Linked DNA regions of Homo sapiens: all the other regions are linked to region 1. Evidence: chromatin contacts called from ENCODE Hi-C or POLR2A ChIA-PET data. All regions are on one chromosome and are shown on one strand. Each heading gives the region's core, a stretch centred on a gene start or an enhancer-like site at or near the end of the contact. The rest is flanking DNA. Distances are from core to core; before and after follow the strand shown.

What was found. A loop is a pair of places that touch in the nucleus more often than their neighbours do. ChIA-PET counts read pairs that join two places held with the same protein, here RNA polymerase II (POLR2A). Pooled maps may share reads with other maps.
Region 2: a loop to region 1 is called in a pooled map, with 2.2 times the contacts of the local background. The contact joins the enhancer-like site here to the promoter of LINC00578 in region 1. A Hi-C loop is called at or near these places in 1 of 50 pooled maps. POLR2A ChIA-PET finds 5 or more read pairs at or near these places in 2 of 52 experiments (CD4-positive, alpha-beta memory T cell and OCI-LY7).
Region 3: a loop to region 1 is called in a map with no recorded cell type, with 6 times the contacts of the local background. The contact joins the enhancer-like site here to the promoter of LINC00578 in region 1. A Hi-C loop is called at or near these places in 1 of 168 maps with a recorded cell type or tissue (endothelial cell of umbilical vein), 2 of 37 single-sample maps with no recorded cell type and 1 of 50 pooled maps. POLR2A ChIA-PET finds 5 or more read pairs at or near these places in 1 of 52 experiments (RWPE1).
Region 4: a map with no recorded cell type shows a loop between it and region 1 (6-fold over the local background). The contact joins the enhancer-like site here to the promoter of LINC00578 in region 1. A Hi-C loop is called at or near these places in 10 of 37 single-sample maps with no recorded cell type and 4 of 50 pooled maps. POLR2A ChIA-PET finds 5 or more read pairs at or near these places in 1 of 52 experiments (OCI-LY7).

Annotation. Positions count from the first base shown.
Region 1 is chr3:177,438,618-177,444,893 of GRCh38, forward strand. It overlaps LINC00578 (long intergenic non-protein coding RNA 578), which reads left to right and starts at 3,304. Exons shown (of 4, transcript NR_047568.1): 1 at 3,304-3,493. RefSeq lists an enhancer at 3,202-3,331.
Region 2 is chr3:177,645,088-177,650,631 of GRCh38, forward strand. All of the region lies in intron 3 of LINC00578 (long intergenic non-protein coding RNA 578), which reads left to right. Among named protein-coding and RNA genes, the nearest start is that of LINC02015, 170 kb to the right of the region's middle. Within about 2 kb of position 2,949, at least 4 of the 41 ENCODE cell types and tissues checked have a DNase peak (open chromatin) inside an H3K27ac peak, as active enhancers do.
Region 3 is chr3:177,675,342-177,680,973 of GRCh38, forward strand. The region is part of intron 3 of LINC00578 (long intergenic non-protein coding RNA 578); the gene reads left to right. Among named protein-coding and RNA genes, the nearest start is that of LINC02015, 140 kb to the right of the region's middle. Within about 2 kb of position 4,275, at least 6 of the 41 ENCODE cell types and tissues checked have a DNase peak (open chromatin) inside an H3K27ac peak, as active enhancers do; they include endothelial cell of umbilical vein, where a contact is called at or near this core.
Region 4 is chr3:177,245,495-177,251,828 of GRCh38, forward strand. It overlaps LOC107986053 (a long non-coding RNA gene), which reads left to right. Exons shown (of 3, transcript XR_001740576.2): 3 at 3,074-3,139. Among named protein-coding and RNA genes, the nearest start is that of LINC00501, 46 kb to the right of the region's middle. Within about 2 kb of position 1,982, at least 2 of the 41 ENCODE cell types and tissues checked have a DNase peak (open chromatin) inside an H3K27ac peak, as active enhancers do.

The sequences.
Region 1 (6,276 bases), core at 2,054-4,553:
ATTTCCTGAATAATTTGCCCTTAACAAGCTAGGAATGTTGATTCCTACACATACAATTGGAGTGGATGCTGTGTATAAATTCAGGATGCTCTGGTACCTTCAGGTTCTCCCAAAAATCAGGGGAGATACTAAAAATATTTAACTGCTAGTAAGATACAAAATGACCAATCGAATTGGATCCCGGCCAGGATGCTTTACCTGCAGGCAGAATGTAAGCCCTGCCAGGCCTTCTGTTGAGACATCTTGGGATTTGGCGGTTTTCATCTCTGAACCCACCGATGTCGGGAGGATGCTCAGATGACTCCGAATCTGGGAATTGCCCCAGAGTTGCATGTTCATTTCCTGCATATTTTTGTGTTATGGGTTAAAAAAGCATGAACAGCATGGCATTTTAGTAAGAACTCTGGATGAAATGACCACAACAGTTTGCATTCATGTCCCAACTCTGCTACTTGCCAACCGCATGACTGTGAACAGTACACATGCTCTCCCACTTAACTATAGAATGAAGGAATTGGATGAAAATTCTCCTTTGCTCCACAGTTCATTTCAGCTTCACACTCATGCCTGCTTGGAGATAATTAATAAAACCTTCCAGCTTTCTGGCTTGTGAAAGTGCATAGTCTCCTGCCAGTGGAAATTTCTGATTGTTATGCAGTGTCACCCCAGAGATGTACTTGCTTTACCTTCACGAGATCCATATTTCTGCTGGGTGAGTACTATTAGCTAAAAAATTTGTCAGGTGTTCAGTGTTTTCTTCTATCTTACAATCTTCCATATCATGTCACATGAAATTGGCACAATTTCTTAAGTGGGAAACATTAAATGTCTAGGCCTTTAGACCATGCCTCTGAAGGAGAAATGCCACATGGGCAGAAAGTTTTGAAGCAAGTGTGCTGGAGTGAACTGTTGATCTCTTTGCTGTACTGCCAGCCTTATTATGCACATTTTGAAAGAGGAATAAGTTGACTAATTATGTCACTTTTCTTGTGTTTCTTAAAAGTCATTGAGCACAAAAGAACTGGCCTCGATCTATCCATTACTCTAAGCAGTGGCAAGCAAAGACTTCTATCTACTTCTAGTCTCTGCCCAACTGCCATGATGGCCAGCCCTGCTCCAACCCTGCTCCACCAACCCTGCTCCTCCTTGCTACTGCTTTTTACTGAGGGTTAAAAATGTCCATTGCCTGACAATTGTTGTGAGGAAGAAAAACTGTTCCTGCCTTCATCACATGTGGGTAGGTGGACAGGGGCTTGCTTGCCAAGTCCAAATCTTTGTGTGGGGTAAATTACTCCTTACACTGATCGTAAAATAAGCATCTGACATTTCCTGCAAATGCTCTATTTCTTAATACAGAGTTAACCTGCCAAAAACATTGTGTTTATAATCTAAATATTTGGATCATAAGCCAAAAGGGTGGGGGAGTCTGTCTTCCTCCATATTTTGCACAGTGACATGTCTAAAAATGTTAATTATGATAATAATAAATAATCAGAAAAGAATACGTTGGAGGGAAAGTATGAGGAGTCTGGGAGGCTAAATTGCATTAGTTATGAGAATTATTTACGGGAGAAAAATGAAGAGATGCCTCTGGATTGCCCATCCCCTTGCAGATATTTTCCTAGTTTTCATACCCACAAGACATGCTTCATTCTGGGACAGGTGAAAGTGTTGTAAAGACTGATGCCGGGGTATCGGCTGGAACACCACTCAGAAGGTACAAAGCTTCCTGAAGGTCTAGTGGGGATTATGTTTTGTCTGGGAACAGGTTGAAAACCCAGAGCACTGTCTCTGGAGTCAGACGGACTTGGGTTTGGGTCAAGATTCTAACAGTTCTAAGTGGCCTCTCCTAGCCCATTTCCTCATCTCTGTTACAGGGTTAGTAAATGCTTCTGTGTCAAAGGGCTTGTATGAGCGTTGAATGAGATTGTGCACAGAAAATACTTGGCATGATACTTGCATGCAGAAGAACTCAACAAATGTAATGATGGTGGCGAGGATCACTGGAATCTCCCTCCTTTAATTGACAGCTGCGCTGGGCCTTCCCTGATGCTCGGGACCTGGTGCCCGGGGCATGCCTTCTGTTGTGCCTTCACTCCTGCAGAGGCATGCCTGCTTCTTTCGTGGACCATATGTCTCTTTTTCTGAGACAGCCTCAGCTTCAAATATTCTGATCCATTGTTTCCACAAATCAGTGAATTAACAGAGAAGTCCAGTATTTGATATATAGTAACTGAATGACTCAGGTCAATAATACAATAAAAACATGTGTCACCAAAAAATGAGTCACAGGCTGAAGAATTGATACATTAATGGGGACACATGTGTGCATGCTAGCCCACATTCGATACAATGATGTGTGTGAATGTGCTGTTGTTTTAGCTGTAAAGGTGAAGAATATTATACTTTTAAAATCTTGCCACATTAGGGGCAATGCTGAGGTGATGGACTGTAATGGGGTGGCTAAACGGTGACTATTTCTACTTGCTACTGAATGCACTTGGGGAATTTAAAATAAGTTTGAAATTGTTTCAGAGGGTCAGAATTATTTTCGTTAAAATTTTAATTTAATTTTATTTTAACATCAAAATGCAGAATGATTGCTAAAATTTGATTGGATAAGACATTTTATAAGAATTCACAAAATCAGACCAGACCAAATTTAATCTTGAAACGGTGTCTAGACTTTTTATTTGGAAATTATGATTAACATATTGCTAATCAAAATTCCTGAAGCAGAGGCCTTTGTCTATACTGAAGACTTACAAAGGAGAGTGAGATGTATTTATTTGAGATGATGGCCACAAAGCCCATGTGGCTTGCATTTGATAGAATGATAATGGAGTAGCATTCTTAAGCCTGTGATTAATTGCAACAAGCCTTGGAAAGCTACTTGAAAAACTATGCTTTGTTTATAGTATTTATTTCTTTGATTCAAGAATTGTTCCAGTTGCAAAACTCTCCTAGGGCACATGTTCAAATGATTAATATATTATTTATATGGAAAATAACCTAGAATAACAACTAAACTAAAAGCAAATAGTTGCCTTAGTACCAACCTATGGCACAAGACCAATTAGGATAAAAAGAAGATGAGATCCCCTTCTTGGCTTTGTGTTCATACATGGTGAGGTATCCTCAGAACTATGTGTGATGGTACCCCTCTGGAGGCTGAGATAGAAAGTTCCTTAATGATGGAGACTAACAATCTTTAGCAGCAAAGGAAGAGACTGGGCGTTTTATACATATATGGTCATGATTTGGAGACTTGTGAGGAAGGCCAAAGTGGATTGGCTGTGGTCTCGGTGTAGCACGATGGAATCTGGTGGCTTAAACCTAGCTGTCCACATTTCACTATCTGAAGAGCAGAAAATGTGTTAATAGGAGCCTGGTGAGTGGAGGAGACTGAAGATGGAGAGAGAGCCTGGACCTCAACATGAGCATCTGGAGCCATTTGGCAGCATTAGGCTGTGACCGCTTAGAGAACCGAAAGGTAAGATCCTCCGATTAGTTCCTCTTTTTCTGAGTTTATGTTTGCAAAGCACTTTCTAACTATAAAAGTTTCCTATTTCAGTTTTCAAATAGGGAGAATCTGCACTGACCAATGTTTGGTGTGTTCATCAACTTGGTTATAGTTGTCAGTGTAAATTAACTCACTGTCTGGATAGAGGGGAGAATGAAATGACTTATTCTGTGCCAAAGAGAGACAGAGTGAAAAACAGACTTCAGAAGGCTTGAAACTCAGGCCTGTTCTCTGTCTCTAACATGCTTTCATTAGCCTGTAGAAGCTTGAGAGACGCACAGACACATCTTGCAACATCTTCTGGCTTCTCGATGTGCATTTATGTGAGTGTGGGAGCCATGCGTGTGTGTATGCTGGGAGAGGAACCCCCATCTCCTCCTCCCCGGCAATGTCCCCGCTCTCTTTAGATCCTTATGAGTTGACTCAGTTCCCATGGATGGATGCTGTGTGCAGAAGCGGGCCACTGGCCCTGGGCTCCACAGCTGGCTTCAAGCTCTGATCTCTGTGTTCATTTCTCTCTGTAATCTCAGTCCCAGCAGACCTCTCATCTTCCTGGGTGATTGAGTGTAGATTCTAGTTTTATTCTTTTAACATTTTTATTTACTGATGAAGGAAAATCCTAATTTATTTTCTATTGGGAAAAAAAATATGGACCAACCCCATAAAACCAGAACATTGGCAACTACTGCCATTTTGAATCCCAGTTCTACAGAGTTTGGAGATTTATTAAATTTTTCTAGTTAAAAGAGACCTTAGAGACCTTCGAGTCCACATGAGAACAAAAGAAATATATTTTATATTGCAAAATGCACACACATCCACCCACCAACACAAACAAATATTCATACAGACACACACAACTGAAAAGTTTTTTTCTTTTTGAGATGGAGTCTCACTCTTTCACCCAGGCTGTAGTGCCGTGGTGAGATCTTGGCTCACTGCAAGCTCCGCCTCCCGGATTCAGGCCATTCTCCTGCCTCAGCCTCCCGTGTAGCTGGGACTACAGGCGCCCACCACCACACCCAGCTAATTTTGTTTTTGTATTTTTAGTGGAGACAGGGTTTCACTGTGTTAGCCAGGATGGTCTCGATCTCCTGACCTCGTGATCCACCCGCCTCAGCATCCCAAAGTGCTGGGATTATAGGCATGAGCCTCCGCACCTGGCCAATAAAAGTTTTTAATGAAATAAACTGCTTACTGTATGGGGTTTATATTGATATTTTCTATTCTATTTCATGAAAACTACTACTGGTCACTAACCAATTAAGTTGGTTTTAGAGTCACCTAATTGTGTGTCTGTGGGGTGGGCTTGCTGTGTTTAACACTTAACCTCTGCTTCAGTCCATCTCCTAATTCCTGTCTTCTTCCAATTGTAGGGGCAGGGACCAAATGGGACTTATCCACCTTATCTGTCACTGAACTGGGGCGTTATGATGACTAATGCAGAAGGAACACAAAGTAAGCTAGGAAGGCTGGCATGAAAACAGAGAAATGTAATAAGTGCCTGAGAGCAGAAACAAACCTGGTAGGCAGTAATGCAGCCTCAGGCAGGGCTGGCAAGAATGTTTTGAGTATCCTTTAGAGATCTTCAATGCTGTCAGTTTTCTACGTGTCACTGAGCTCCAATTCCCTTATCCGGGGCACAGTAGAACCTCCTCTGAGAGAAACTAATGTTGCTGACTGAAGGTCATGGCCAAAATCATGGTGTGCACACACCCCCAGGGTCACATTCTTTCTGATTCAGTGATAATTATACTAAAATAATAATAGAAATAACTGCCATCATTTCTTTCTTTCTTTTTCTTTCTTTCTTTCCTTCCTTCCTTCCTTCCTTCCTTCCTTCCTTCCTTCCTTTCTTTCCTTCTTTCGTTCTTTCTTTCTTTTTTTGAGACGGAGTCTCACTCTGTCACCCAAGCTGGAGTGCAGTGGCACAATCTCGGCTCACTGCAAGCTCCGCCTCCTGGGTTCACGCCATTCTCCTGCCTCAGCCTCCCGAGTAGCTGGGACTACAGGCACCCACCACCACACCCTGCTAATTTTTTTTTGTATTTTTAGTAGAGATGGGGTTTCACCGTGTTAGCCAGGATGGTCTCGATCTCCTGACCTCATGATCCGCCTGCCTTGGCCTCCCAAAGTGCTGGGATTACAGGTTTAACATCATTTCTTAGTGATTATTATGTACCAACATGTTATGTACATTATCTTATTTAATTTTTGTATGAATCTTATGAAGTAGGCAATATTTCACTCATATTACAAATGAAGAAATGGAGACTTGTGGCAGGGCCCGGTGGCTCACACCTGTAATCCCAGCACTTTGGGAGGCCGAGGCAGGCGGATCACCTGAGGTCAGGAGTTTGAGACCAGCCTGACTAACATGGTGAAGCCCCATCTCTACCAAAAATACAAAAATTAGCCAGGCGTGGTGGCACACACCTGTAGTCCCAGCTACTCAGGAGGCTGAAACAGGAGAATCACTTGAACCTGGGAGGCGGAGGTTGCAGTGAGTTGAGATCGTGCCATTGCACTCTAGCCTGGGAGACACAGCAAGACTCTGTCTCAAAAAAAAAAGAAAAAAAAATGGAGACTTGGAAAGATTAGATAAGTGATTTGCTGAATGTCACACAACTAGTAAGTGGCAGAGGTAGGATTTGAACTTCAGTCTGCCTCCTTTGTTGTGTCTATTCAACCGCAATACATACATTGTATTGTGTATGTATGAAAGTGTTCAGATGACCTTTAGATTTGAGGAA
Region 2 (5,544 bases), core at 1,699-4,198, 210 kb after region 1:
ATAAGTTAGGCTCAGTGATTGTTTCAGTTCCTAGCAGCCTGGCTTGCTCAGCAGGAAGCGTGTAGTGACAGTGAGAACCTATTCCACCTTCATATGCAAGGATGCTAGGATATTGTGAGGTTAGCTACACCAAGCCCCGCAAACACACACACACACATGTACACACACACACAATGGGAGTGATGGATCCAGACAAGGATGCTAGGATATTGTGAGGTTAGCTACACCAAGCCCCGCAAACACACACACACACGTACACACACACACACACGTACACACACACACAATGGGAATGATGGATCCAGACAAGGATGCTAGGATATTGTGAGGTTAGCTACACCAAGCCCCGCAAACACACACACACACGTACACACACACACAATGGGAGTGATGGATCCAGACAAGGATGCTAGGATATTGTGAGGTTAGCTACACCAAGCCCCGCAAACACACACACACACGTACACACACACACAATGGGAATGATGGATCCAGACAAGGATGCTAGGATATTGTGAGGTTAGCTACACCAAGCCCCGCAAACACACACACACACGTACACACACACACAATGGGAATGATGGATCCAGACAAGGATGCTAGGATATTGTGAGGTTAGCTACACCAAGCCCCACAAACACACACACACACGTACACACACACACAATGGGAATGATGGATCCAGACAATGTTATGAGGAAAGGAAAAGTGCAAATCTTCCTAGACTAAGATAACCTTCATTTGAGTTTCCTGATTAGCTAAGCAATAGAACCAAAGACTTTGCGTTGTACGGGACCTTAGAGGTCACCTATTCCCACTTCCTTGTCAAAGCAGGAGTTTCCAGAAAAGTCTTTTTCTGTCATCTTTGTAAAATGTAAATCTGATCATGTCACTCTCTTGTTTTAATATCAGTCAATGATTCCCCATTGTCCTCAGGATAAAGTCCATATTCCCTAACATGACTTACAAGGTCTGGCCCCTCTTATCTCTCTCTACTCTCAGATTTCTTCACTCTCTCCCATTGCACTTTTCCTGTTAACATATGGATTTATTCTAGTTTTCCAAAAGTGTTATTTTCTGGTTAACCTCGGTGTATAGGCTGTGTCTTCTCTCTGGACAGTTCATAGTTCCCAAGGCTGGTCTGAAGAAGAGCCTGGGAATTCCACCCAACAGTCCTTGTTTTCTTCTTAGAGTAATAGTCAATGCCTTTTATCCTTGAGCTAAAACTATATATGAAAGAATAGCATAGAGTTGGTAGATCAGGAGATTTAAGGAATGACAGAAGTATAGCACATTGCAACTTTGGCTGGAATCTGACAAAGTCACTCATGGTGTCTTTTTGAGAACAGTAAGAAGGGATGCAGGTTGGTACTTCCCAGTACTGTGAGTGAAATTCATAACTGGTTGAAAACAGAACCCAAAGGAGGCATGAGTATGAGGTCAACTGCATACTTGAGAGTGGTCTCTGTCTTAACCGACCACATGTCACTATTTTCAACAGTGTTTCAGAGGTGGATATTAATGGCATGCTGATGAAATTTTCAAATGGACTCAAGTTGGGAGAAGTGAATATTTAGATGAAGATTAGCTGACAAAGTGCTCTTGACAAATTGAAATAATGAGTTATATCTAACCAGACAAATTTTAAGTGGATAATCATAATGAAACAGCACAATGATAGGTTGGGGTAGGAGTGGGGAAGAAGATTTGGATCAAATAGTTGGTGAGTCTAGTTGGGAGTAAGTTCCACTTGAGTGCCCAGGGCAACATGACTTGCAAAAAAGGTTAGGTTCCTTGGCCGAGTTAATAAAAGCTATTATTTATATCAAAGAGGGTTTTAAGTGTCTTTCTTGTCTGGCTTGCCCAACTTGATGGGAGCCTGCATGTGGATTTCCGGTATTGTATCTCAGCATGCTGGCCGACTGCAGTGTTGGAGAGACACACACAGCCTGGAGAGGGACAGGAAGCTCTGTGGTGGAAGGTTGGTTGAAGACATCTGCATTGTTTAGCTTGGAAACTATTACTTAGCTTATAACATTAATTGCTAAGGATTATTTATTTGTAACAAAAATTTACAATGAGAAAAACCCTCCAATACACTTCAACTGAACTAATTAATCAGTGTGGTTTATGAAATGTTTGAATTGGTCACCCATTACTATCTTTGTATTAAAGTTTACCATGATCTTTTCAAAGAAGTGTTGAGAAAGAAGATAATTTGGATTTATGGTGTGTCTCTTAGAATTTGGTCTCCTGCAATTCTCTGTCAATAAATTTGCTTGGGGAGTATCTGTTCTTCTGTGCCAATAAAAAAGGTATGAGTTTTATAAATAATAATAGTCCACAGGCTTGAATGTGCAAAGCTGAAACTTTCTATCTCTATAAATGAATTTAACGCTCTCTAGTTCCTATTTCTGCTTTTAATGGAAAACTTAATGTTATCACTTTGACAACATTCACTTCTAGTTTAAATCGAAACTAAAATCTAAATTTGGTCTAAAATTCAGTCTAATCAGAATTTTCTTTGCTTCTTCTGCTTCCCCGGAGTTCCTGGCAGGTTGGTGTGGCATAAGGAAAGAAAATCTGATTTTCCTGTTTGTCTCTGATCTCTGTGGTTCTCACAGAGGGTGTGTGGGGGGGGTCTCCTTCCATTTGGTCTTTGGTCTTCCCTCCATGGAAGGTTTATGCACCCTGTATCCTCTGACCTGGAACTGTGAGTGGTAACCCCTTTTCTCAACCACTTCTGTGACTTTTTTTGTATGCGCATTGGGATTGTGTGCCTTCTTAGGTACTCTTGGCTCTTTTCCACTTACCACCCTGCAGAAATCACAGCTTTGGGAACTGCACCTATATTCCTCCTTCGGCCCTTTGACCTACAGCTTGGCATCGTGTCAAACTCAGGGCTTTGCTGTGAGCTGCGCAGTATCTGAACCGCATTGTGGAAAGCCAGGAAATGGGCTCTTTTTCTCTGAAATCCCCAGTTCTCACCTGTGACTTCTGGTGTGGATGCTACCAAGGTCCTATGAGAGATGGCATTGTCAGTGTGCCAAGCCACTTCTCAGGTCCTCACAGCATGCAAGCTCTTACAATTATTATTTCTTCTCCAAGTGGTAGGAAAGCTGCTCTTTGCACAGCTAGTTTCCTCTGAAATGTTTCCCACTCCATGAATGCTTTGTTCTGAATTTTCCAGAATTTATCTTTTGTAATTCAAAGCCAAATCTTCAGAATCTCCAATAGTTTTGTTTTTTCTTGTTCTCAAGTGCCTGCCTCTGCTAATGTCATGAATCAGTTGTGGAAATGCAAAGCCCAAAGTGTACTCTATTTTCCCCACCATCAGCCTCATGTACCCCTCTATAGACTGCAGAGAAAAAAAAATGGCTAAGAAGGAAAAATACAAATGTTTCCATTATATTGGGCAGGAGAGGAGGTGGTAAGGTTAACATTGGAATTGGAGTGGGAGTGGGAGGCCGTTAGGTGGGAGGGGTGAAAACTATTGTTGGGCTTGTGGAGCTTGGAAAATCTCCTTCTGTGGTTCTGATATAATTCTTGCCTCTCCCTAGAACCTCACTTTGTGAGGTTCAGTGTTTACCAGTGTCTTTCATTGTGTGACACATTCTTCAATAAGCCATCGTGTATTGAGAAGCGGGCTGTGGGTCATTGTTCACTGCACTTCAGGGCACTCATCCTTTCCTCTGTCCCTAAGGAACACAAGAACCACACCTGTCTTTTCAGCATCCTGTCTTGCAAGCCCAGTCACACGGTGGGTGCTCTGGAAATATTTATTGTATGAATGATTGAAGACGGTATGAATGACTGAAGACGGTATGAATGACAGCCAGGTTTAGTTTTGGGAAAAAATTATATTCAAGACAATTGAGGAGGTGATGCTATTCTGGATTAGGAAAAGGAGAGGGGAAAAAGGGAAAATAGCTTCTATATTCCAAGAGACTCATATTTTGAAACCCAAGATGGCACAGAGAGTATTGAGTTGTGTTTATTAGGGGCTGAGCAGTTTCTAGTGTCTGATAGCCAGAACATTGCATCTGCCTTCCCCTCTTATCCCCTCTGCAATAAGACATGAAGTCTTGGTTAATCTATAGGTCCTTGAGCAGAAGTGTCCTGGGTTATCCAGTCCTCAGCATCAGCAGTGTTCATCTATTGATCAATTGGAGCCTCAGTCAGGATCTTTGAACAGCTTTCCTTGGGCCAAGGGCCAGCTTCCCCAAGTGAGTGTTCTGCATAGAGGCCTGCACACCCCAGCCAGGTCATACCACCTAAAGTCACTCCACGGAGGTAGACACAGAAGGAGGAAACAATTCCAAACCAGGAATTTGTTTCCCCAAAATGTTTCTATCATTGATTTTCGCATTTATTTTCTACTCTTAAAACCATTAATAACCATGAAGCTGAAATAGATGCCTGGTTAGTTTCAAATCAGTTCTGTGACATTATTGACTTCATTCTATATCAGAGGAATAAGGAGAATTTTTGGGGAAATTATTTTAAATTCTGTCCTACTCTGTCTTACCTTATCTTTGTACTTCTTGATTTTTGAAAGCAGTGTGGTAGTGAATCATTAGCTATACTATCCTCACAAGCCCATGTCAGATTTTTTAGTATTCCTTACAGGAACACATTCTATCTAATAAATTTTTCAGTCAGGAAATCATAGGAGAGAAGCCACTGGTCGTTGCCAGATTGGGAAAAAATGGAAATTCAGCTTCATTTAAAAATATTCTCTCTACTTGACATATTTAAATATGTTATTCTTTATTATGTTTTGATTACATAAGCAAAGATATTTTGCAATCTGCCATTTTTATTTACAGCAAAGTCATAGAAATGAATCTTTCTCTTTTAGTTTATGGTTGTGTGGGAAAATGTGTTACTCTTTAAGATCATTGAAGCTTAAAATATAAGCTTGAAGTTTTACATATTGATAAGTTGAAATATTTTGGCAAAAAAATTGTATTAAGCAACCAAAAATTTGAGAAAGTACGGCTAAAATATCTTTCCTCATTGTAATAAAATAGAGATGTGAAGTTAGTAACATTAGTATAATATGGAGTTTAATTCAATAGAAATCACGCACTCAAACCTTTTCAACAACCATTTATTGAATATTGACAACGAGCAAGGCCAAAGTCAGTAGAGAATTAAATAATGAACCAAATCCATATTCTGTCCTCAATGAATGTATAAGATAAAGTATAATCAAAAGCAAGGTGGGGAGTGGTGAATACCATAAGGAATTTGGAAAAGGCATGTACTGCTCTTAGCAAGAGACTAAGGAAGAATCTGGGAGGAGTCAGTAGCTTTTGAGTTATTTCTGGAAGGATGATATATGAAGGGAAATCCTTGTAGTAGAAGAGCAGTATGTGAAGTATACATAATTTGAAGACTGCTTGTACTTCACTTTTATTTGGGATAAAACACATTTTGAGACTTGGCCTAGGGACTTAACCAAAGATAAATCCATTCTAGCCACAAAATCCCCTTGGACATTTTCTCCCTTTCTGGCCCTAGGATATTTATGTTTGCTGC
Region 3 (5,632 bases), core at 3,025-5,524, 240 kb after region 1:
ATTACAGGCCTGAGCCAAGGCACCTGGCCCAGCATCTGCTTGCTTCTTAAAATGCATTAAATGCAGGAACAGATATAAAAATTAAGACACAAGAATGGATTTAGTTTAAAAAGATGTGAAAACCAGTAGTGTAATATAACTCGTATATAATCTAAGTGTTGGAAATAGGGACCCCAAGACTCAGATTTGTTCCCCAACTCTGACTCTTAATGTCCCCTACCATCTTAGCAAGTTGGTTGACCACTGGCTTTCATTTTCCTTGTCTGTGAGTCCACTCTCCGTAATACCTTCCTCCAAGGATATTGTGTGCCTGGAATGAGATAATGGATGTGAAATACTTTAAAATGTGTGAGGCTCTTTATACATTTAAGGTTTAATTGTCCTTACAAAGAAAGATGAAAAGATCATTGAGAGTATCTTTAAAACACATACATTTTCCGTTTTAAATAACACATACCTTGAAAAATGTGGAGAGAATAAAGTGTACATTAAAAGAGAAAGCACAAAAATCTACTTATAAGACCCTAGAGATAATTATGGTTAATATTTTGATATATAATTTTGCAGTCTTTTATAAATTTAAATTAGTTCATCACAACTCAGATACTACTGTTTATATATTTTTAAAGCCAGTTTATCACTCAACTTCATATCAATTTAATGATTTACGGTACATGCACAACTATCTTCTGGGCTCTCAGTAAATATCAGCTTTAGAAATAGTCCAGAGATTTTTGCCTAGTAGCATGTCATAATCTGATTTTCATTAGATTTATACACAAAATAAAGACGTCTCTATAGAGTCATTAATATATAAGCTTAAAATATAGTAATTTTCTTCTTATCAACTCCGTGCTTTCAAATTGTATCCTGTATCAGGAGTTGAGTAACTCAAATAATCTCCAGTAAGATATTCAAATAAGAATATCCTAAGTGGAATGTTAATATAGGCAAATGTTAAAAACTCTGGCTGCTTTCCAGTACCGTTGTCTCTTATTAAGTGGTTGATTTGCTCACGAGAGAATGTAAGCAAAGTGTTAAATACACAGGGGGAGTTCTAAAGTATCCAGACAGTGTAGGGGTTGCAGAAAAAATGATTACTTGGAAATTTAACTCTGTTGCACCTTGGGACTTTTCTTTGTATCACTGCTTTTCTTATTTCAAGCCACACTGGGAGTTTCAAATCATATACACTTAAAAAAAATGAAAAAAACCCTCAATTTACCACGGACATTGGTAAATACACATTGCCCCCTTTGGGCCTTTTAATATGTATCATTTGCCTCATCTTGCTTGGTTAGTCACACTAGTATGCTTATGATTATATAAATTGTCTTAGGTGACATGATTCTCTCTTTCTTAATCATGATTAAATGTAAAATGGCAGAAACATTCGTTTTGGGCAAATTTCTCATTTTAAATGAGTTCTATTTAGAAACAAAACAAATGAAATGGTGGCAATATCAATTACAAGGATGATAAGGCTTTATCTGATCACATCTTCAAGGTTTTATGCCTTTTCCTTCGTGTCCTGTCCTTCCCTCCTCCACTCCCCACTCCTGTTTCTCTGTATGTCAGGTTTCAACAAGGGGAAAAACAAAAACTTTGCAAGGATATTTCGAGGGTGAGAAAATGTTACGATGGACCTGCATTTCTTTATTAATGGTGAGTTGCATAACAAATGCCATGGGGTTGGGGTTGGTAGGTTTTACTGTGTCTGTTAAATATTAACAGTACTTGTACTTTCTGAGGTATTGTTGAATTGCCTGGATACCGCTCAGCCAATCACAAAGAAACAGGTTTCCATGGAAGCATGCTCACGGATTCATTTCATTCACAATGAAATTCACACAGCAAGACAGATCTGTAAAAATAACCCATGAAAAATCGAAGCAAAATATTTCTGGGTGTTTGTTCTATGCCATTTAGTGTGTATGTCTGTTTTCCATTTAAAAAATAATCTAAAAATATCTGGGCCTTCAGGAGAGCTTCCAAAAAAGCTGGAGCTCTTACCTCTGCCTTGCTGTTGGTTGCTATTCTTTTGGGTGTGTATACCTGTGTGCTTGACGTGCCCAACCCCCTTCCTTGTTTGCACTCTTGAACACAACATTTTATACCTAATTTTAAAATGAAAACCAGAATCCTCTGAATGTGTGGAGAGCATAGACTACTTTAAAATGCATTTATATACTACTAATCAATCAGAAGGAAAATAATCAATGATTTTTGATTTTCCTCTATGAAAGGATTTAATAACTCTCTAAATTAGATACTATTATTACCTGTACTTAATAGTTGAAAACAGAAGCTGAGAGAGGTCAAGTAACTTCTTCAAGATTGCACAGCTAATAGGTGGCAGAACTATGTTTCCAGGTTAGATTTGTCTAATGGTGGATGCTGTAATCCCAAATTACTATGCTATGTTTTTATTTTCATGAAGTAGAGCATCAGTATTATCTGTTACTGGAGTCAAAACATATCTATCTCTGGACCTAACTATCTATCTCTCCATGTATTTAATTTCCAGCCAGAAATACATATATGCACACACAAATATACACTACATATATATATGCACACACAATACATATATATACATATATACACATATATTGTTAATGGATCTATATGTATATATGTGTGAGCATACATACATACACACACACACACACACACACACACACACTAAACGATGCTTACTCCTTTTGTCATTGCTCTCATAATAAGTCTTGTGTTTACAGCTCTAACATGGCATTTATTTTATTTCAGTGACTGTCTACTTGGTTCTTCATGGCTAGATTCTGAGTCCAGGTGATCATGGATGGGTTTGTATTGATCTGAATATTTCTTGAGGCTAGAACTGCTTAGCACAATTGCCACTTCATATAAACTTAGTTGATTTAGAATTTACAATAATTTGAGTGACAAACAAAGAATTTTTAGACTCTAAGCAAAAGTAAAAGCAAAATCATATTGAGGCTGGGATGCCATTTGGATAGACAAAAAACCTTTTCACCACTGTATCTCCTGACCAAGAAGTGAAGAAGTGTCCCTGGCATACTTGGATAAATGACTGAAATAGATATATAGAAGCTTTTCAGAAGGATTATTCTTCAACTCTCAATATGTTAATTTGAGAACATGCATATCTAATTATTAGTTATTAAAACAGGTCCTTTAAAATTAAAAATACTCCAAGTACTTGAAAGTAACAAAACTGGAGTAAAAAATAATAGAGTAGACATTTGACAGTTTCTCCCTCTATTGTTCTCAGTTCTTGAACATGGTTAACTAACATACTCACACTTCATCTATTGGTTGACATTCAGGAATAAAGTACTTGCAATGTTTAGATTCTTAAAAATACATTTTATGTATCAAACCTTTCTGAAAACCATTGTTAATGGATAATTATCTAGGATGCATTGCTCATCTTCCTGTCTTATTAAACAGTCTATCAGATATGACCTAACCTTTTCATTAAGACTCAGCACCATCACTTTATTATTTGTAAACTGTTGGGTCACAGAATGGTATCCTCAGGTGTCTGAGCTTATAAAAGGCTGTGGCTGTTTGCCTGATTTCTCTTTTGACTTTTCCTCTGCCATTTCCTATCATTTGACTGGCTTCCCTGGGTCTGCTTCCTACATACAGTCCATTGTATGTTTAATTTCATGTCCTCCGTTGGCTAAAGACATTCTGTTGGTTTCATGAATCCTTGAATATGTCAATTAGTTCTGGCCTTTATGGCTCCAGGGTGACCTTATTTATCGTCTGCTATAAAGTCTATAAACCTGATCTAAGTACATTCCTCTTCAGTGCTAGAGTCTTTTCTTTTTTGTTATTGTTTCTGTTCAGTTCAAGAGGGAAAATGTATTTGGTTGAGTTTCTAGAGAGCTGTCTGCTGAATATGTGAGACGATTATAATTCACAACAAAGACTATAACCTACTCTGTTATTTTGAAGGAAAAACATTTTAAAAGGCAGCTTCCTTTGGGAATATTTCTAGGAATAGTGACTTTACATATGTATGAATGTGTGTATATATGTATATGTATATATATGCATATATATTTATATGAATTCACTTATATTCTATTATTTCTGAAAAAAATATAAGGCAGCAGTAGTGACACTAGGAAAAGAAAAATGGGTAAAATTCATAAGCCTACACAATGGTTGCCAACACTTCCCTTTTATTAACTTGGCAGCCTGGTATTTTGCAGGGTTTTTTGAACACAAACACCCTGAAACTCATCATCGGGTTGTAGCAGGATGTCCCTCCTTAGGCCGTGAGTAACTGCTGGGGCAGGTGTGGTTTGGGTACAGTTACAGTCTTGGAGGAAAAGTTTAATTTTGTTCTTTAGCTATCTGGTGATGTTTTTTCAAAGGCATATATAAGGGACACCACAGACCACTGATGTGTGCTTTCAACTATTAATTTATAAGAAGTGTTTTGAGATAACCAGAAATAGAGGAGTCAGAGTGGTCTAAAGGGAAATGACTCAGGCATCCTTTTGAAAAGATACCAGCTAATGAAACCGTTATCTTTCTGACTGGCCCCAGGCTGAGGTTTTGCCATGAGAGGTCTTTCAGCGTTAATTTAACCAGGACAGTTGCTGTTTTAAAAGGGTTTGCTAGCCAGCCTGCCGGATCTGACAGAAAGAGTAGCTGCCTCCCCTGGTGTGATTTAAAGGGCAGTAAAAGTTCAGCCAGCCCCTGATCTCCTCCCCAGTGGCCTTACTTCACTTAGAAATGTTCATGATTAGAGATACTCCATTGGGCAAAGACCTTGTCTCCAGAAGGCACTAATAAACAAGACTATATTTTACCTGAATTTATCACTAATGCCCTTTCTGAATTCATGAGCAGATGAGTGAGTTAGGCAACCAGCTGGAGCAAAGCCTGATGATTGAGACATGAGATGGGTACACTTATGATGAGAACATCTGAAGCAAGAGCAAGTGGTATTGTCCCTGGATGATGTGGGTAGTAAGGGGTGATTAAAATTTAAAGCCATTGGACCTGAGGAGGGGCATTTGCTGACTATAAGATAATGACAAAAGGGGAGATAAGAAGGTGAGGTTTATTTTACAGTATTGCTCAAGGCTGGTTTTGCTTCTTGGAGTAACAGATAAGCTTATGAAGAACAAACCCAGATCTTTTACTATTATTGACCTTTTCCAATCAGATTATATAATAATTTATAAATAATAACTTTCTTGGCTTCCTGACTCAACATGCCACCTAAATAGCTAAATTCTTTTGAGTTCTTGGTGACTCATCTTTGCTCTTGACTCTGTGACTAGACTGGTTTCCAACTTAAAGTATTTAAAGAAATTCAGCATCTAGTATGTCTTCTTTGTCTTGCTCCAATCTTGTGCCCCAGTTCTAGATTATTTTGTGCTCTTTGTTGCTGAGGCCAAATACTCACTTCGCATCCAAGACATAATCACTAAATTCCAGCTCCATTCATTTATTTATTCATCAAATATTTATCGAATGCTTGCTTGGTGTCAGATACTGTGCTAGGCACTAGAAATACAAGGGTGAATGAAATATGGTCTTTGTGTTTTAGAAGTTCCCTTTAGTGCCCGAGAACTTGCTATGACACTCTGCAGTTCTTGGGGCC
Region 4 (6,334 bases), core at 732-3,231, 190 kb before region 1:
TGAGAAGGGAGTAGACCTGACCTATACCCTCTGAAGTGGCATTTATATATGCAGTACTTGACTATTGTGACTACTAATATATTTTTACCTCTCCGGGAACAGCAACTCCCATGAAGTGTGTATTATTTATTTAACACTTATGTAGCGCTTGTCCTCTTGCAGGAAATCTTCAAAGCATTTTACTAATGTGAAATGGTTGAATTCTCATAAGCCTATGAGGCACCGTTTAGCTCCATATTGTAGTCGGGAAAACTGAGGCACAGAGAAAACAGGAAACTGCCTAAGAATAATAGCTCATAAACAATGGGGCAGAGTTTCAAAACCAGAGAGTTGGGTTCCAAAGACTGAGCTCGTAACCACCATACCATGCTATCTGTCCTCATGTAAGCCTCTCCCTCTCTTTTGCCACGCTTGAGTTTGCACTCCGGGATATCATATACACAAGTACGGGTTTGGCTAACATTTTTATAGAGCCACTGCTCTTTCATATTGTTTCTAGTTGGCAGTTACAAATAGAAATGGAGCCTGATGGCCAGGCACGTTGGCTCACACTTGCAATCTCAGCACTATGGGAGGCCAAGGTGGGCAGATTACTTGAGGTCAGGAGTTCGAGACCAGCCTGGGCAATATGGTGAAGCCCCGTCTCTACTAAAAATACAAAAATTAGCTGGGAGTAGTGGTGCATGCCTGTAATCCCAGCTACTTGGGAGGCTGAGGCAGGAGGATGGCTTGAACCCGAGAGGCAGAGGTTGCAGTGAGCCGAGATTGTGCCACTGCCCTCCAGCCTGGGCGACAGAGCAAGACACCATGTCAAAAAAGAAAGACAGAAAGAAAGAAAGAAAGAAAGAAGGAGAGAACGAGAGAAAGAAAGGAAAAAAGGAAGAAAGAAAGAAAGAGAAATGGAGCCTTATAAACATACATTTCAGGCTCAACAATCAAATTCCAGAAATCGGCCGGGCGCGGTTGCTCACGCCTGTAATCCTAGCATTTTGGGAGGCCGAGACTGTAGATCGCCTGAGGTCAGGAGTTTGAGACCAGCCTGGCCAACATAGTGAAACTTCATCTCTACTAAAAATACAAAAAAATAGCTGGGCGTGTTGTCGGGCACCTGTAATCCCAGCTACTTGGGAGGCTGAGGCAGGAGAATTGCTTGAACCCGGGAGGCGGAGGTTGCCATGAGCTGAGATCGCGCCACTGCACTCCAGCCTGGGCAACAAGAGTGAAACACCGTCTCAAAAAAAAAAAATTCCGGAAATTCTTAATACATTTCCCAATTCATGTTATGTCATCAGACTTAAACAATGAAGAGAATTCCAGGCTCTAAGAACAAGCCTTTTATCCTTACCTTACAAATTATATTTCATTCATTCATTTATTCATTTTATTCAACCAATATTTATTAAATCCCCTCATAAGCCATAAGAGACAATTGTGAGCAAAATAGACGTTGTCCATCCTGTCATGAGCCTTGTGGCCATACTTGAATCAAATATGCTTACAAATGCACAGAAAATTACGACTGTAAAAGTTCTGTGAAAAAGTGTAATCATATAAATTTGCATGATGGGGAATGCAAATAAGTCTGAAGAGGCTTACTTCCCTAAAAATGTGACATTTGAGTAGGAGTTAAATAAGTTGAGGGAGGCATGAGAAGGGAAGACTATTTCAAGCAAAAGAAATAACCTTTGTAAAGGTTCTTCAAAAGGAAGAAGATAGTAGTTTGGAAGGAATTGAAGAAAGACAAATGTGAGAGGCAGTCAGTGAGCACAGGAGAGGGAGGCATAGGAAGATTAGGGTCCCAAGGGGGTTCTCAGGTCACAGTGAGGACTTTGGTGTTTTTCCAAGAGCGGTGGAAATCCAATGAAAGATTTTAAGTGGGAGGGGCCAGGCGCAGTGGCTCACGCCTGTAATCCCAGCACTTTGGGAGGCCCAGGCGGGCAGATCACGAGGTCAGGAGTTGGAGACCAGCTGGCCAACATAGCGAAACCCCGTCTCTACTTAAAATACATAGCGAAACCCCGTCTCTACTTAAAATACAAAAATTAGCCATGCGCGGTGGCTTACGCCTGTAATCCTAGCACTTTGTGAGGCCGAGGCGGGCAGATCACGAGGTCAGGATATCGAGACCATCCTGGCTAACACGGTGAAACCCCGTCTCTACTAAAAATACAAAAAAATTAGCCGGGCGTGGTGATGGGCGCCTATAGTCCCAGCTACTTGGGAGGCTGAGGCAGGAGAATGGCGTGAACCCGGGAGGCGGAGCTTGCAGTGAGCGGAGATCGTGCCACTGCACTCCAGCCTGGGCAACAGAGCGAGACTCTGTCTCAAAAAAAAAAAAAATTAGCTTGGTGTGGTGGCGCGTGCCTGTAGTCCCAGCTACTCGGGAGGCTGAGGCAAAAGAATCGCTTGAACCCGGGAGGCGGAGATTGTGGTGAGCCAAGATCGCGCCACTGAACTCCAGCCTGGGCAACAGAGCGAGATTCTGTCTCAAAAAAAAAAAAAAAAAGGCCAGGCACAGTGGCTCACACCTATAATCCCAGCACTTTGGGAGGCCAAGGCGAGCTGATCACCTGAGGTCGGAAGTTCAAGACCAGCCTGGCCAACATGGCAAAATCCCGTCTCCACCAAAAATACAAAAATCAGCTGGGCGTGGTGGCGGGAGCCTGTAATCTCAGCTACTCGGGAGGCTGAGGCAGGAGAATTGCTTGAACCCAGGAGGCGAAGGTTGTGGTGAGCCAAGATGGCACCATTGCACTCCAGCCTGGGCAGCAAGAGCGAAACTCCGTCCCTGCCCGCCCCACACGCCCCCCCCCCACCCCCCCCACAAAAAAGAAGAAGAATTTAAGCGACGTGATCCTTTGCATTTTAGAAAGATCTTTCTGGCATTCAGATTTCAGGGGTACATAGTGGAAACAGGTAGATGAGTTAAGAGGCCAGTGCAATGGTCCGTACATACTTACATTTATGCAACTGGCCACTGAAAGTATGTGTGAAGTTGTCCTTACCAATCCCCCTTGAAACTCAAGATACAATAAGAAATTTTCCATACTGACTTGTATTTTGCTTGTTTCAGCATGGATGGCCCATCTTTCCTTGGAAAAGACACCTTTAGGACTCCAAGTGTAAGAAGGCATTTTGCGGGTATATCTTCTTTTCCCATTATAATTTAAGATTGATAACATGGAAGCAGCAGGTCTTATAGAGGGCATCCAGATAACTGGATAATAAAAAATTGAAAGGTTATATAAATAGATCATTGACTATAATAAATATTTATAGTACCCATGAGTGAAAGGAAAAAGCATATAAAGAACCATCAGTGAAATGAGAGATGATTCTAGAGTTCTTTCTTTGGGGATAAGGGTACTATTTTTTGGGAGGGAGGCTGGGCTCTGGCCATATAATCTGGAATATTTTCTTTTTGAAACTCATGTAATAGTTCAAGAATATTATTCTAGGATGGGTATGAGGTGGCCCTTCGGTCAGAGATACTTGTTCCTGCCTTATTGATTATCCATCCTTAAGGCATTGACCTTAGTAAGTTTTTGTTTGTTTGTTTGTTTGTTTGTTTTGGCAGAGTCTTGCTCTGTCACCCAGGCTGGAGTGCAGTGGCACGATCTCGGCTCACTGCAACCTCCTGGGTTCAAGCGATTCTCCTGCCTCAGCCTCCCGAGTAGCTGAGATTACAGGCGCGTGCCACCACACCTGGCTGATTTTTGTATTTTTAGTAGAAACGGGGTTTTGCCATGTTGGTCAGGCTGATCTCAAAGTCCTGAGCTTGGGTAATCTACCCGCCCCGGCCTCCCGAAGTGCTGGGATTACAGGCATGAGCCACCGTGCCCGGCCTACTTTAGTAAGGTTTATAATGGTTAACTAGCCAGCAGGAAGGAAAATTGGAGAAGTAAAGATCAAACCTGCTTCCTTTAATAGCACAACCCACAGGTTGTCCGTGTTGCTTCTGCTCACACCTCATTAGCCAGTATTTAGTCACATAACCAAGAGAGACTGGAAAATCTAGTCTGTTACTGGAGAAGTGGAAAACGGATGCTGAGGCTGGGCTGGGCACAGTGGCTCACGTCCATAATCCCAGCACTTTGGGAGGACAAGGCAGGAAGATCCCTTGAGCCCAGGAGTTCAAGCCCGTCCTGGGCAACATAGGGAGACCTCACCTCTATTTAAAAAATTTGAAATTTGCTGAACATGGTGGCTCATGCCGGTAGTCCTAGCTGCTCAGGAGGCTGATGCTGGAGGATTGTTTCAGCCCAGGAGCTTGAGGCCACATGGAGCTATGATTGTGCTATTGCACTCCAGCCTAGGTGACAGAGTGAGCACTTGTCAAACACACACACACACACACACACACACACACGAAAAAATAGAAAAAGAAATTAGATATTGGGAACAGACAGACAGCATTCTCACCCACAGAGCTGAGGTTAAATGAGGCTACATTTATAGAGCTTACTGCCTATTAAGAAAAAAGACATTAAACAAATAATATAAATCATAGCTGTATAATACAATTACTTTAATTATAAGTAAAAGCACAGGTGCTATTAGGGTCACTAACAAAGGAGTCAAACCTAATCTGATGGAGCGATGGGAATGGGAGTGGGGGTCCGTGGAATACTTTTCTGTGAAAATAACGTCAAGACTAAGACCTGAAGGAAGATGAAGAATGAGCTAGAAGAGAATCTTTTGCAGAGGGAATCAGAATGGACTATGGTACATTCTAGGGACTCAGAGACCATAACCCTGAGAGAAAGGGTGGAGGAGGAAGGGCTCACGTGTAACTAGAAGTAGCTGGTGGGAAAAAAGATTGACTGGAGCTGAGTGTGGAAAATAAATTCCTTGAGGAGTTAATGATGCAATTTGCCTGACAAAAAGATCATCCAGCTGCAAAGTGGAGAAAGTATGCACTGAGACAAGACCAGAAGCAGAGAGATCAGGTGGCAGTAAACCAAGTGGAGATGGAAAGATTTTCTATGTCTGAAAATATCTTTATTCTGCCATCATAAGTAAATGCTGCTTAGACTTGATTCAAAATTTTAGACTTCAGTCAGGTACAGTGGAGAATGCCTGTAGTCGCAGCTACTCGGTAGGCTGAGTAAGGGGATCGCTTGAGCCCAGAAGTTTGAGGCCAGTCTGGGCAAAGCAGCAAGACGATCTCTAAAAATAAAAAAGAAAAGAAAAAAAATTAGACTTCAAATCGTGTTTTTTTGGTCTCAAAATACTGAAGACATTGCTTATCTTCTGATAATCAATGTTGTCAATGTAAAATCTGATTCCAGTCAAATCCTTGTTCCTTTGTAGACTGTGTCTAGAATTTTCTGGTTTTCCTGAGGATCTTGAAATTTCACCAGCATTTCTGTTGGCTAAAAAAATTTTTTTTCCAGCGGGCGCTGTGGCTCACGCCTGTAATCCCAGCACTTTGGGAAGCCGAGGCAGGCCGATCACCTGGGGTCAGGAGTTGGAGACCAGCCTGGCCGACACGGTGAAACCCCGTCTCTATTAAAAATACAAAAATTAGCTGAGTGGGGTGGTGCGCTCCTGTAATTCCAGCTGCTTGGGAGGCTGAGGCAGGAGAATCATTTGAACCCAGGTGGTGGAGATTGCAGTGAGCCAAGATCGCGCCGCTGCACTCCAGCCTGGGCGACAGAAAAAGACTCCATCTCATAAAAAAAAAAATTTGTTATTTCATTTGTTCTGCTTTATCTGCAGCCAGTGGTACTTGGAGTGTGAAGCTCACTGACTTTCTTCAATTCTGGGAAATTGTACTTTTCTTCTAAAAAATTCCCTATTATTTATTTCTGTTTCCTCTTTCTAGAGCTCCTATTAACTCCTTTCTAGAGTTCCATATTAATGGAATCTTTTTGATAATCTGAAGTATTCAACTGTTCTGTAATACTTGATATTGCTAATCAAGTATTCTTTTTTGGCTAAGAAACATTACTTTGGATATTTTAGTTAACTAATTTGATCTCCTACTGAGTCCATTCTATATTTATCCCACCTATTGAATTTCAGAGACACATTTTTTTTCACTTGTAACATGAGAGTTTTATTTTAAACAAATCAGCTTTATAGAGGTATAATGTGCACACAGTAAAATAGTCATATTTTAAGTACATAGTTAGATGGATTTTGACACGTGTATATGCCCATATAACTACCACTCTGAACAAGATATAGGACATTTTATCAAATCCAAAGTTTCCTTGTGCCTTGGTGCAATCAATCCTCCTCCATCTTCCAAACATTTATTACTACAGATTAGCTTTACATTTTCTAGGACTTTGTATAAGTAGATCATATCATATGTAGTCTTTTGCGT